Regions from separate parts of the Homo sapiens genome. Here region 2 is linked to region 1. A link is a loop called in an ENCODE intact Hi-C map of the cell type or tissue named here. Cell type or tissue: MCF 10A. All regions are shown on one strand. Links, peaks and the distances in the headings refer to the core of each region. The heading gives the core; the rest is flanking DNA. Region 1 has its middle 7.2 kb from the start of IGFL1. Region 2 has its middle 42 kb from the start of IGFL4.

Region 1 (5,381 bases), core at 227-5,226:
CTGTGATGTTGATGGCCGCCACCCTCATGACATCATATATGACATCAACAGTGGTGCTGTGGAATGCCCAGCTAGTTAAGAAGCACAAAGGAAAATATTTCAATAAAGGATCATTTGGCAACTGGAAAAAAAAAAAGAAGAAAATCTTTGGTTTCATCTTGAGGGAAAGGCAAAAGACACTGCCAGCCACTTCCCCAACACTGTCTCTGTAGATCACGTCACTACTGTGAAACCTAAAGAACTGGCCTTTGAGGGATTTTTCAGATTTAGCACTTCAGCAGACTCAGGGCTGTCGCATGGTCCTGAGGCTCCTTGAGTATTGCTCCTGCCTGTTGGGCTTGTTCCACCCACTCGGCCTGGCTGCACTCAGACCACACTACCACGTCAGATCCCACACCCACCACAGGCAAGCCGGGCATGGAGTGGTGAGCGGTGTGTCAGCAAGCGAGCATGAGGTCTGGCCACTGTGCACAGCCAAGCACTCTGGCTGCTTTGGTGGAGTGGGCAGCTCCATGAGCTGGCATAGATGCCATCTCCATGCAAGGCCGTGGCTGGCCCAGATGCAGGTGCCTGCAGCAGAAGCTGCATGTGGTACATCTGGACAAGGGGAACATGGCAGTGCCTGGAAGCTTGGAGACACCAAGAACCACAGAGCCCCAAAGAGGGTGTCACAGCCTAGCTTGACAAACCCCTAGGTCTCCAGTCCTCAAAAAGCTGCAGCTTTTCTCTGCTTCTTGTTACTGGTAATGTGCAGAGTGGGAGGTCATGTTTCAGCCCTGTTCGTGTTACAGTTCTTTCAGGGGCTGGGACCTAAGTTCTTTTTGCAGGTAGCAGGGACCAGCCTATGTGCGTGAAGTGTGCAGGTGGAACACAGAGCACTCCACCCACCCAGGTGGATATCAGAGGATGGGCGTTCAGGCACTAGTGAGGCCCAACCCTCTCCCTCAGTGACATCTGCGTTCCTAATATTCTTTTTGAACATCTGAAATTCCACCAAATTCCTGCCTGTCATCTGGGAGAGACTCCTTGAGGCCAGGTGGAAATCACACCCAGGTGTCACCAGGATAATGATTCAATCTCTTCTGCACTTATTCCAGAGGGCAAGCCCACGACAGGATGAAATCCCAATGCTCTCCTGTGTGCCACGTTCCAGAAGCTCAGGTTCCCCAGCAGCACCTGGGGTTGTGGGAAAGTCTTTCCTGAGGCCAGCCTGGGGCATCTGGGATCAGGGGCTGCTTGCCTTTCTGGAGGGGCTCAGCTCAGGACTGAGGGGGATTCTGGGCTGGAACAGGAGTGCCTGAGTCCCGTCCAGATGGTGTCTATGAGCTGCAGGGGGCCCTCATGCCAGGTTCTTTCTTACATAGAGGAAACTAGGGTGACAAAATGTGACCAATGGGAGTTGGAGTTTACTCTTATTTCCAAGGAAGCCATGAGAGTCCTGTGACCCTGGAAAGAGATGGGGTCCCCAATAACTAGGGACATGGCAGTGAGTGGTGCAGCCCGGCTTCCTGTCCTCAAAGAGTTTCAGGCCCACTGTCCCTGGACAGTGACAACCCAGAGTGGGCAGCTCTGGGATGGGGGACAGACACAGGCTGCTTCTTTGGGAATTTTGATATGGGGTTTTAGTGGCCCCTGCTGCTTGCTGGGAAAATTCCCCACCTTGGAATTGTAATCGATTTCAGGAGAAATGACACACAGTTGCTCATGGATATAAAATAAATTTTATAACCAAAATAGAACCCAGTGTCAGCACTCCCCAAGAAGAAGGATTCAGGCTTGGTCCAGTGTGAAGCAAGTGGGCACTTAGGCAGGTGGCTTTGCCTATTTTTTGTGCATGGGCCCATGGTGAGGGTTGCTGCATGTGGGCTGGGTTTTGAGGGGTTCGAATGTCTTTCTGCTGTGCAGAGAGGGAGCACATGCTCTGCCCAGATGTGCAGTGGATGTGACTAAGGACTGGAAAGCTGATAATCTCCAAAACTGAATGTTCTTGCCATACAGGGAGATGAAAGGGCTGCTAGAAAATAGCTTATCTAACCCTTTGAGAAAATGTAAAGAAAAGGTTCCAACCCAGGTGTGTGTGACCGCAAAGTCTCAGGATTGCTGAGACAGGGGCTTTTGCATCCACGGAGCCCCGGGTTGGTCCCGCTGCCCTCCCTCCCACTCAGCCTGTGACTCCCTGGCTCTGTCATCATCTCCCTCTGCTGATTTCTCTTCCCAGCCTGACTCAGCTGCCCTGAGAGATCAGGACCAAGGCCAAGGACGGCCAGCTGGGCTCCTCCCTCCCCAGAGACGCCAACCCAACCCTGCCCTGAGGAATGTGCTTCTCCTTGGCACTGGCTGGTCTCCAGACCTAAATTCAACCCTCTTTTTAGCAGGCTGAATGCCAAGCCCAATCTCAGCGCCCCCAGGAAGGACCTAGGACTGAGGCTGTGAGCTCTCAACTTGTTTTTTTGGGGCAACAGGCCAGGGCAGCTAGCCAGTGATTTTAGGAAAGACGAGGTGAACCTGTGCTCAGAGGATTTTTTCCTCCCAGTGTTTAGTAACTGTTTGGCTGTGACTCACTAGGAAAAGCTCATATCACATTATTTATGGCTTACACACAGCCCAAAAGAAAGTTTAATTAAACAGACGAATAAGATACTGTAGCGTGCACATTCCTCTATTCTTTACTGATGCTAGTTTAATATCTAAGATACCCATGGTGACAAATAAATTGGTTCACAACCTGAAGAAGTGTCACAATCCCCATGTTGGAGATCACTGCTCTACCCTGCAGCTGCAGGACAGGGGAGGCCAGAAGTGAGAGTGAGAAATGGGGTCGGGGATGTGAGTGCTTATCTCATCCACCCATGAGAGCGAGTGGGCCTGCAGGACTCTGGAAATTGCATGAGTATTTCTGCTCCATCAGCCTCCTGCCTGGTCTCCTGCTCCCATCTCAATCCTCCCAACCAGCCTCCTCCCAACAGAAGGACACACGGACTTTCCTGAATCACAATCTGATCACTTATATTTCCTGCTTAGGGCCTGCCTGTAGCTCGGGTGCACTGAGAAGAAAGACCATTTCTCACCGAGGCTCATAAGGGGAGGTGGACAGGGGAAGCGATGGGTATGGTGGGAGCTTCCATGGCCTCCTTGGACTCCAGATCCTTTCAGCACCTCCATGTGTTCAGCAGCCAGGAAGTTCAATTCTTCTTGTTCAGGAGTTTTTAGGCTGGGCATGGTGGCTCACACCTGTAATCCCAGCACGTTGGGAGGCTAAGGCGGGTGGATCACCTGAGGTCAAGAGTTCAAGACCACCCTGGCCATCATGGGGAAACCTCATCTCTACTAAAAAATACAAAAATTAGCCGGGCGTGGTGGCAGGCACCTGTAATCCCAGCTACTCGGGAGGCTCAGGCAGGGAGAATTGCTTGAACCTGGGAGGGGGAGGTTGCAGTGAGCCAAGATCGTGCCACTGCACTCCAGACTGGGTGACAGAGCAAAACTCTGTCTCAAAAAAAAAAAAGTTTTTATACTTTGGTCTTTATCGCCTCCCCATCATCACCTTTCTTGGAGGTTAGTGGGTGACACCGAAGGTTCCTTCCCTCTAATCCTCAGATCTTTTGGTCTTTCTTCTGGTGACTGCCGTGATGCTGAGGCTACCTGGAGACCCTACCCTAAGTCATATTTTTAGCATGAGCTAATGCTGTGTGATCTGAAAGAGGCTCATTAGGAATAACAAAAGACACTCCTGTCACTCAGGATGTTCCAAGTTCAGCATCATAATAGGAAGAGGGCCAAAGAACACACATTTTCATATTACAGCACACCTGGTAAGCCATGGGTTCATCAGACTGGACCCCCCTTACTCTGCCAAATTTGCAGCACTCATGAGTTACCAATCCCAAGGGAGGACTCCCACTGCAGGGAGGATGGCAAAGGTCACCACTGCGCTAACCACCCGGAATAGGGGTCTGAACACTTCAGCCACCGCATCTTGGGCTGCACTCTGACTACACTGAGCGTGGTGAACAGAACACCCACAGCCACAGCCAGTTCGACAAAGCAGGTTAATTACTTACAGACAGGCAGCGAGGGACAGCGGAAGCCTAGGCTGCATGACTCACTGGTCCCCCGAGGCTCAGGAGCACGGCCCAGGGCAGATAGAGTCTCCCGTGCTTGCCCCACTTGCACCACAGCTGAGGACTCAGCAGTGAGCTCTGGGTTTTATATGTGGTGGACACGTCCTGGGCTAGTGTTACAGGAGACCCCCTCTGGAAGGGATGGGAATGAGGCCAGGGCTGTCCTGGGCAGTTTCTCTGTAGCTCAAGTTGTTGCATTCTCTGGGAAGAATAGAAACGAAGCCCGGGCACTTTCAGGCAGTTCCTCCTTTCTTAGGATGGTGCATTCTGATATAGTTTGGCTCTGTGTCCCCACACAACTCTTCTCTCAAATTGTAATCCCCATGTGTCAGGGAAGGGGCCTGGTGGGAGGTGACTGGATCATGGGGGCAATTTCTCTATTGTTGTTCTCATGATAGTGGTCGAGTTCTCACGAGATCTGATGGCTTAAAAGTGTGTGGCAGTTCCCTGCTCCCTCTCTTTCTCTCCTGCCATCATGGAAGATGTGCCTTGCCTTCCCTTCACCCTCTGCCATGATTGTACATTTCCTGAGACCTCCTTAGTCATGAAAAACTGAATCAATTAAACCTCATTCCTCTATAAATTATCCAGTTTCAGGTCATTCTTTATAGCACCATGAAAATGAACTAACACGCACTTCTAGTGCATTCTACAGTGATTCTGGGAACTCTGGGCAAGAAGAAAGGTGGGAAAGCCAGAGCCATCCAATGATTGTCTCCTGGTGCCCTCCTCCAGGAAGCCATTTCTGGTGCCCTGGGCACTGCTCCCAGCCTTGCTCATCCTGGGTCATCACTGTTTGGAGAGGTGTCTCTGTCCTCCCTGGACTATGAAAACCAGGAGGGCAGGACCTGGAACTAAGTCACAACTGTGGCCATAGAATCCACTAGCACAGAGGAAGTGCACAGGGTGTATTAAATGAATGAATGAAAAAAGTGAATTGACGATGAAAGCCCTATGTTCAGGGTGTGTCTCACTCAACCTGTCTGTCCTGTCATGGTGACTTGGTGAGACTTGTTGCCTGCAGGTCTCCAAACCTCCCTGTCTTCCAGACAGCCCCAGGGCTTCCCTGTGAAGCTGCTTCTCAGCTGTGCCCTACAGAGTCAGATGCATGGGGGACGCTCTAAAGCTGGACTCCACAGCCCACCTTTTCCCCGCTTAGCCCTCCTAACACAGGACACAGCCACATGCAGGGCTGCAGGAGCCCAGGCTGCCAACAGCATCAACCACCTGCTAGGAGAGGGTAGGGACGGGTGAGACTCA
Region 2 (5,381 bases), core at 152-5,151, 140 kb before region 1:
TTTACATACTTAAAGCCATTTTAAATGAGTCACGGGCAGATATTTATTAAATAAAATGACCAAAAAATTAATGGGATTTGACCTAACTTTTATCCTGGGGCAGGGGAAGAACTAGCACTGCAGAATACATTTAAGCTGCGAGCCGTGGCTCCTGCCTGTAATTCCAGCACTTTGGGAGGCCAAGATGGGAGAATCACTTGAGGCCAGGAGTTTGAGACCATTCTCATCAACATAGCGAGTCAACTTAGGGAGATCCCATCTCTATTTATTTTTTAAAATAAAAAAAAGAATAAATTTAAAAGGAAAGAGGTGTGAAAACGACAGCTACTTAGTAATTAAATTCTGTGAGTCATGGCTTGTTCATGGGAATGATTCTATTTGAATGTTATAATAATTTTGTTTCTAATTTCAGAAAGTATTTTGGTCCTTCTGACCAAGTCTTTGTATCTGTGTAAATCATGAGTTAAAGAAATAACTTTCCAAAAAGAGGTTGAGATCTTCTGATTCAGGACTTAAGCATTGTGAGTGTCAAGGGGGTGTGGTGTCAGTGTTGAGATGTGTGGCCCTGTCCCTGTTGGTGGTCTTGGTTTCAGACTTCTGTCAGGAAAGAGTCAGACAGTGTTGACTAGGAAAAGGAGTTCTGTGGTGTCTGTGGTTTGGTCTGTGGTAATTTTGCTGAGCCAGAAAGGGAATTCCAGCCTTGATGTCCAGGGCTGACTCTCCGGGCAGGCTGCCCATTGGTGAGTGGGAGCAGTGCCTGCTGTGCTTTCAGGACTGTGTCCATCACTTCCTGTCCAGGTGGACACTGTAGCGCAGGCTTCCCATTGATGGACGGGAACCTGATCTCCCTGTGCTTTTACTGCCATGCTCATCACGCACTGGGGATCATCAGCCCACCTTTTAAACCCAGCCCACAATTGGCCAGTTATCTTGTGGGTGATAGTGCAACTGTCTGTGTCGCCAGGCTTCCCACACAACTATCTGCATCTGGTTTGGACTGGCTAAACCAGGCCACACCAAAGGTCAGGGGAGCCTTAGATACATAACGCTTATTTCAGGTGTGAGGGAGCATGTGAAGGCACCCTGATTGCATCTTTAGGAAGTGTTCATTATCGTGATTGCGTTTTTATATGTAACATTTAAAATATTGTCTAACTTATTACTTTAAAATAATTTTAGACTTACAAAGAAGTTGCAAAAACAGTATGGTGAATTTGTCTTTTTCACTCAGCTTCCTCTAATGTTGCATAGCCTTAATAAAATTATTGAAACCAGAAAACTAATACTGACATAATACTATTAACTGATCTGCAGACCTTATTTGAGTTTCATCAGTTGTCCCACTCGTGTCCGCTTTCTGGTCTAGGATGCAATCCAGAATTCAGTGTTGCAATTCGTTATTGTGTTTCCTTACTCTCCTCTATTCTAGGATAGTTCTTCCTTAAGCCTTACCTGTCTGATAAGCCTTGTCTTATCAGACAGATAGTCTTGTCTGTGTATATGCAGCCTAGCCCTCAGCCAGGAATTTGGGGAAGACTCCACAAGGACATGTGGTGCTTACCTCTGCACAGTTCTTCTTTGATACCATACCTCAGAGACTCCAGGCTCACCAGCTGCCCTGAATGCCCTCAGTGCTGCAGAACTGCTGTCCTGTGCTCAGATCCCAGCTATCTGCATTGCACTTGGGAAATTGTTCTTTGACAACTTGTTTATCTAAGGGCTCACCCTGTAAATGTCCATCCCTTGTGGAATTGCAGTCTTGTGCTACCTGTTGTCTGGTACCTAAACACAGTGGCTTCATATACTTTATTCTGTGTGCAGTTTTATAGTTGTTAATGTCAAGAGAGCTAGTCTAGTTTCAGTTAACACCATCATGGCTAGAAATGGGAGAATCCTCACTTTCATTTTGAAGGCTATTTTAGCAGAGTATACACTTCTACATTGGCTGTTTCATTCTTTCACTCTTTAATGAGGAAATTCCTTGTTAGTACTATTCATGTCCTTGGTTAGCAGGCCAGTCATGCTTTCAGGAGTCTAGTTTTCACACCATCTTCTCTTCAGTTCAAATTACTGTTACTTTCCTTTTCTGTTTCCCCATACCTGGGTCCATGAAGATGTATTTACTATTACTACTATCATTATTAAGACAGTTAAACTCTCCTGGGTTCCTAGGTGGGAGAGAAGTTTAACTGTCTACAAGTATAAGGGGAGAACTGGAAGGCAAAAGAGGGTAGCCTTTTGGGGCAAGGTGTTTCTCTTTAGAGAGACTGTAATTCTCTTGATCCCCACAGGGTGGAGGTAAACTTGGCTGGTTTCCTAGTTCAGTGCATACTAAACCTCTGAACTTGCTTGTGTGCCACTGAAGAGAGGGAAGACACATTGAGGAGAAATGCGGAGCTGATACAGACAGGCATATTGTACACAACCAAGATAAGTGGGATCAAGCCGCCCTGTAAGAGAGAGGGTAGAAGCAGGGACTTCTGGCTCCCTGAACTGTTAACTGTGTCTCCATTTTTTTTTTTTTTTGAAGACACTCCACTCTGTCACGCAGCTGGAGCGCAGTGGTGCAGTCATGGCTCACTGCAGCCTTGATCTTCTGGGCTGAAGTCGTGTCTTCATTTTTGATAGGAACGTTATTTTGACAAAATGTGGGACAGCTGATGAGCCTATAGATGTAACTCTCTGATGTAGTCAGTTAGTCATATGGGTAGCTCTCCTTGACAAACTGCATAGGAATCTCTTTTGTCCTCTTAGTAGGTGGTAATTTTCCCCTGGGTGTGGGATGGCTAAGAAGGACTTGCACAATTACATAACCATGGGTGACATCTCCAGAAAGAAAACCTCCGATAAACATGACATTTTCTCTTTTGGGGCATTTGGATTCAGTGCATTTTATTGGCAACTGTCCTATGTGTTTAAATTCCTAGAACTGAAACCCTGGACGCACGGTAGCTCATAATTCTTGTTACATAAGATAATTTGTTTATTGTTTTAGTTTTCAATTAGTTTTTCCTTAACATATAACTGAGTGCATCATAAACAATTTGCTTTAGAATTTCTACTTCCAGGGCTGTTACTGACTGGATGCAGTGCACAAAGACATACGTATAAGACTATTTTTTTGTGATATTTTAGAGCAATGGTGAAAAGTTGGGAACAACTTAAATCGTTTTCAACAGAAGACTAATGAAATAAATTACTGAAACTTATTCACAAAATGGAAATCTAGGCAGCTGTAAGAAATGGATATGTGCTCTTAGGGATTTAAAGGGGTGTGTATAACATTATCCCATAAAGACTAAAGTGTGGTACGTGTGTACATTTATATTAATATGTATGCAAATGTGTAGAATATAGAAAAATTCAGACACTATGTTGTAAACACAGTTACTTTGGGGAGGAGAGGAGGTGCGATGAGAGAATACCAACCATGGCTGTATAATCTCTATTTCTGAACATACACAACATTTTTCAAGAAAATATATTACTTTATTATTTGAATTATTATTTTCAGCCATATGTATAGACTGAAAGGAGAGAGAGACAAGGAGACAGAAAGAGACAGTGACAGAGAGGACAGAAGAGTCACAAAGAGTGGGAGGAGAGAAAGGGAAGGACCTTAGCCACAGAAAGTTGAGAGGAGAGTAAGTTGGAAGAGGTAGTGATTAGAGATTTTGCGCATTGACAGTGGTTGACTTGGCTTCTGGGGTAGGCCCTGGAACAAAGTCCTCTGATCCTCGGTTGTTTGGGAATAGTCAATTATGTAAGGGTATTCTGGTGCTACCAGTTTTGTGCAATGGTGGGCATTTACTGCTATAAACTTCCCTCTTAGACCTGCTTTTGCTTTTTCCTACAGATTTTGGTATGTTGTGTTTCCATTTTGTTTGTCTCAAGAAATTTTTAAATTTCCCTTTTAATTTCTTCACTGACCCAATGATTGGTCAGGAACATGTTGTTTAATTCCCATGTCTTTGTACTGTTTCTGAAGTTCCTCCTGTTACGGATTTCTAGTATTATACCATTGAGTTAGAAAAGATACTTGATATGATTTCAGTCTTCTTAAATTTGTTAAGACTTGTTTTGTGGCATACATATGATATATCCTGGAGAATGCTCATGTGCAGTTGAGAAGAATGTGTATTCTGCAGCTGTTGGATGAACTGTTTTGTATAAATCTATTAAGTTCATTTGGTCTAGAGTATAGTTTGAATCTGATGTTTCTTTATTGATTTTGTTTTGTCTGGTTGATCTGTCCATTGCTGAAAGTGGGGTGTTGAAGTCCCCTACTATTACTGCATTGCTCTCTCTCTTTACTATTACTGCATCTGTCTCTCTCTTCAGATATATTAATATGTTAGGCCATTCCTACATTGCCATAAAGAAATAGCTGAGACTGGATAATTTATATAAAAAAAGAGCTTTCATTGACTCACAATTATGCAAGCTGTACAGGAAGCATGGTGCCAACATCTGCTTCTGAGGAGGCCTCAGGAAGCTTACAATCATGGCAGAAGGCACAGTGGGAGCAGAAGCTAGAGAGAGAGTGTGTGTGGGAGGTGTCACACACTTTTAAAAAACCAGATCTTACAAGAACTTATCACCAAGGGATGGCACTAAGCCATTCATGAGGGATATGTCCCCATGATACAAGCACTTCCCACTGGTGCCCCCTCCAACACTGGGTATTACATTTCAACATGAGATTTGGTGGGAATACAAAGATCCAGACCATATCATTCCACCCCTGTCTCCACATCTCGTGTCCTTTTCACGTTGCAAAATACAACCATGCCTTCCCAACAGTCCTGAAAAGTCTTTACTCATTCCGGCATCAACTCAGTCAAAAGTCTCAAGTCTCATCTGGACATGAATTCCTTCCACCTATGAGCCCGTAAAATCAAAACAAGTTATTTACTGCCAACATACCATGGGAGTACAGCTATTGGGTCGCTCTCCAAAAGGGAGAAGTTGACCAAAAGAAAGGGGCTACAGGCCCCAATGCAAGTTTGAAACCCAGCAGGGCAGTCATTAAAACTTAAAGCTCCTGCAGTGAGCCGAGATTGCGCCACTGCACTCCAGCCTGGGCAACAGAGTGAGACTCCAGCTCAAAAAAAAAGGAAAACAAAAAACACCAAAAGAAAACAAAACAAAACAAAAAAACTTAAAGCTCCAAAATAGTCTCTCTTGACTCCAGACTGTAGTGTTGGGTGCATGTGTATTTCATATAGTTAAGTCTTCTTGTTGAATCTGACCCTCTATCATTATGTAATGCCCTTCTTTTTCCTTTTTGATCATTATTGGTTTAAAGTCTGTTTTGTCTAGAATAAGAATAGCAACCCCTGCTCTTTTTTGTTCTCTGTTTGCTTGATAGATCTTTCTCC

The links. A loop is a pair of places that touch in the nucleus more often than their neighbours do. Peaks named below come from ENCODE experiments on the same cell type or tissue, not always from the same donor. Only the 100,000 strongest peaks of a DNase experiment are listed, where the experiment ranks them.
Region 2: it touches region 1 in a loop (8-fold over the local background); 2 of 110 quality-filtered maps call a loop at or near these places.

What each region holds. Positions count from the first base shown.
Region 1 is chr19:46,219,842-46,225,222 of GRCh38, forward strand. It overlaps the pseudogene RPL12P41. Among named protein-coding and RNA genes, the nearest start is that of IGFL1, 7.2 kb to the right of the region's middle. In MCF 10A, for the core only: no CTCF peak of the experiment used is centred there; DNase peaks (open chromatin) are centred at 2,370 and 4,144.
Region 2 is chr19:46,080,119-46,085,499 of GRCh38, forward strand. It overlaps a transcript of IGFL2 not described here. Among named protein-coding and RNA genes, the nearest start is that of IGFL4, 42 kb to the left of the region's middle. In MCF 10A, for the core only: a CTCF peak has its summit at 2,280 (motif pointing right); DNase peaks (open chromatin) are centred at 723 and 2,313.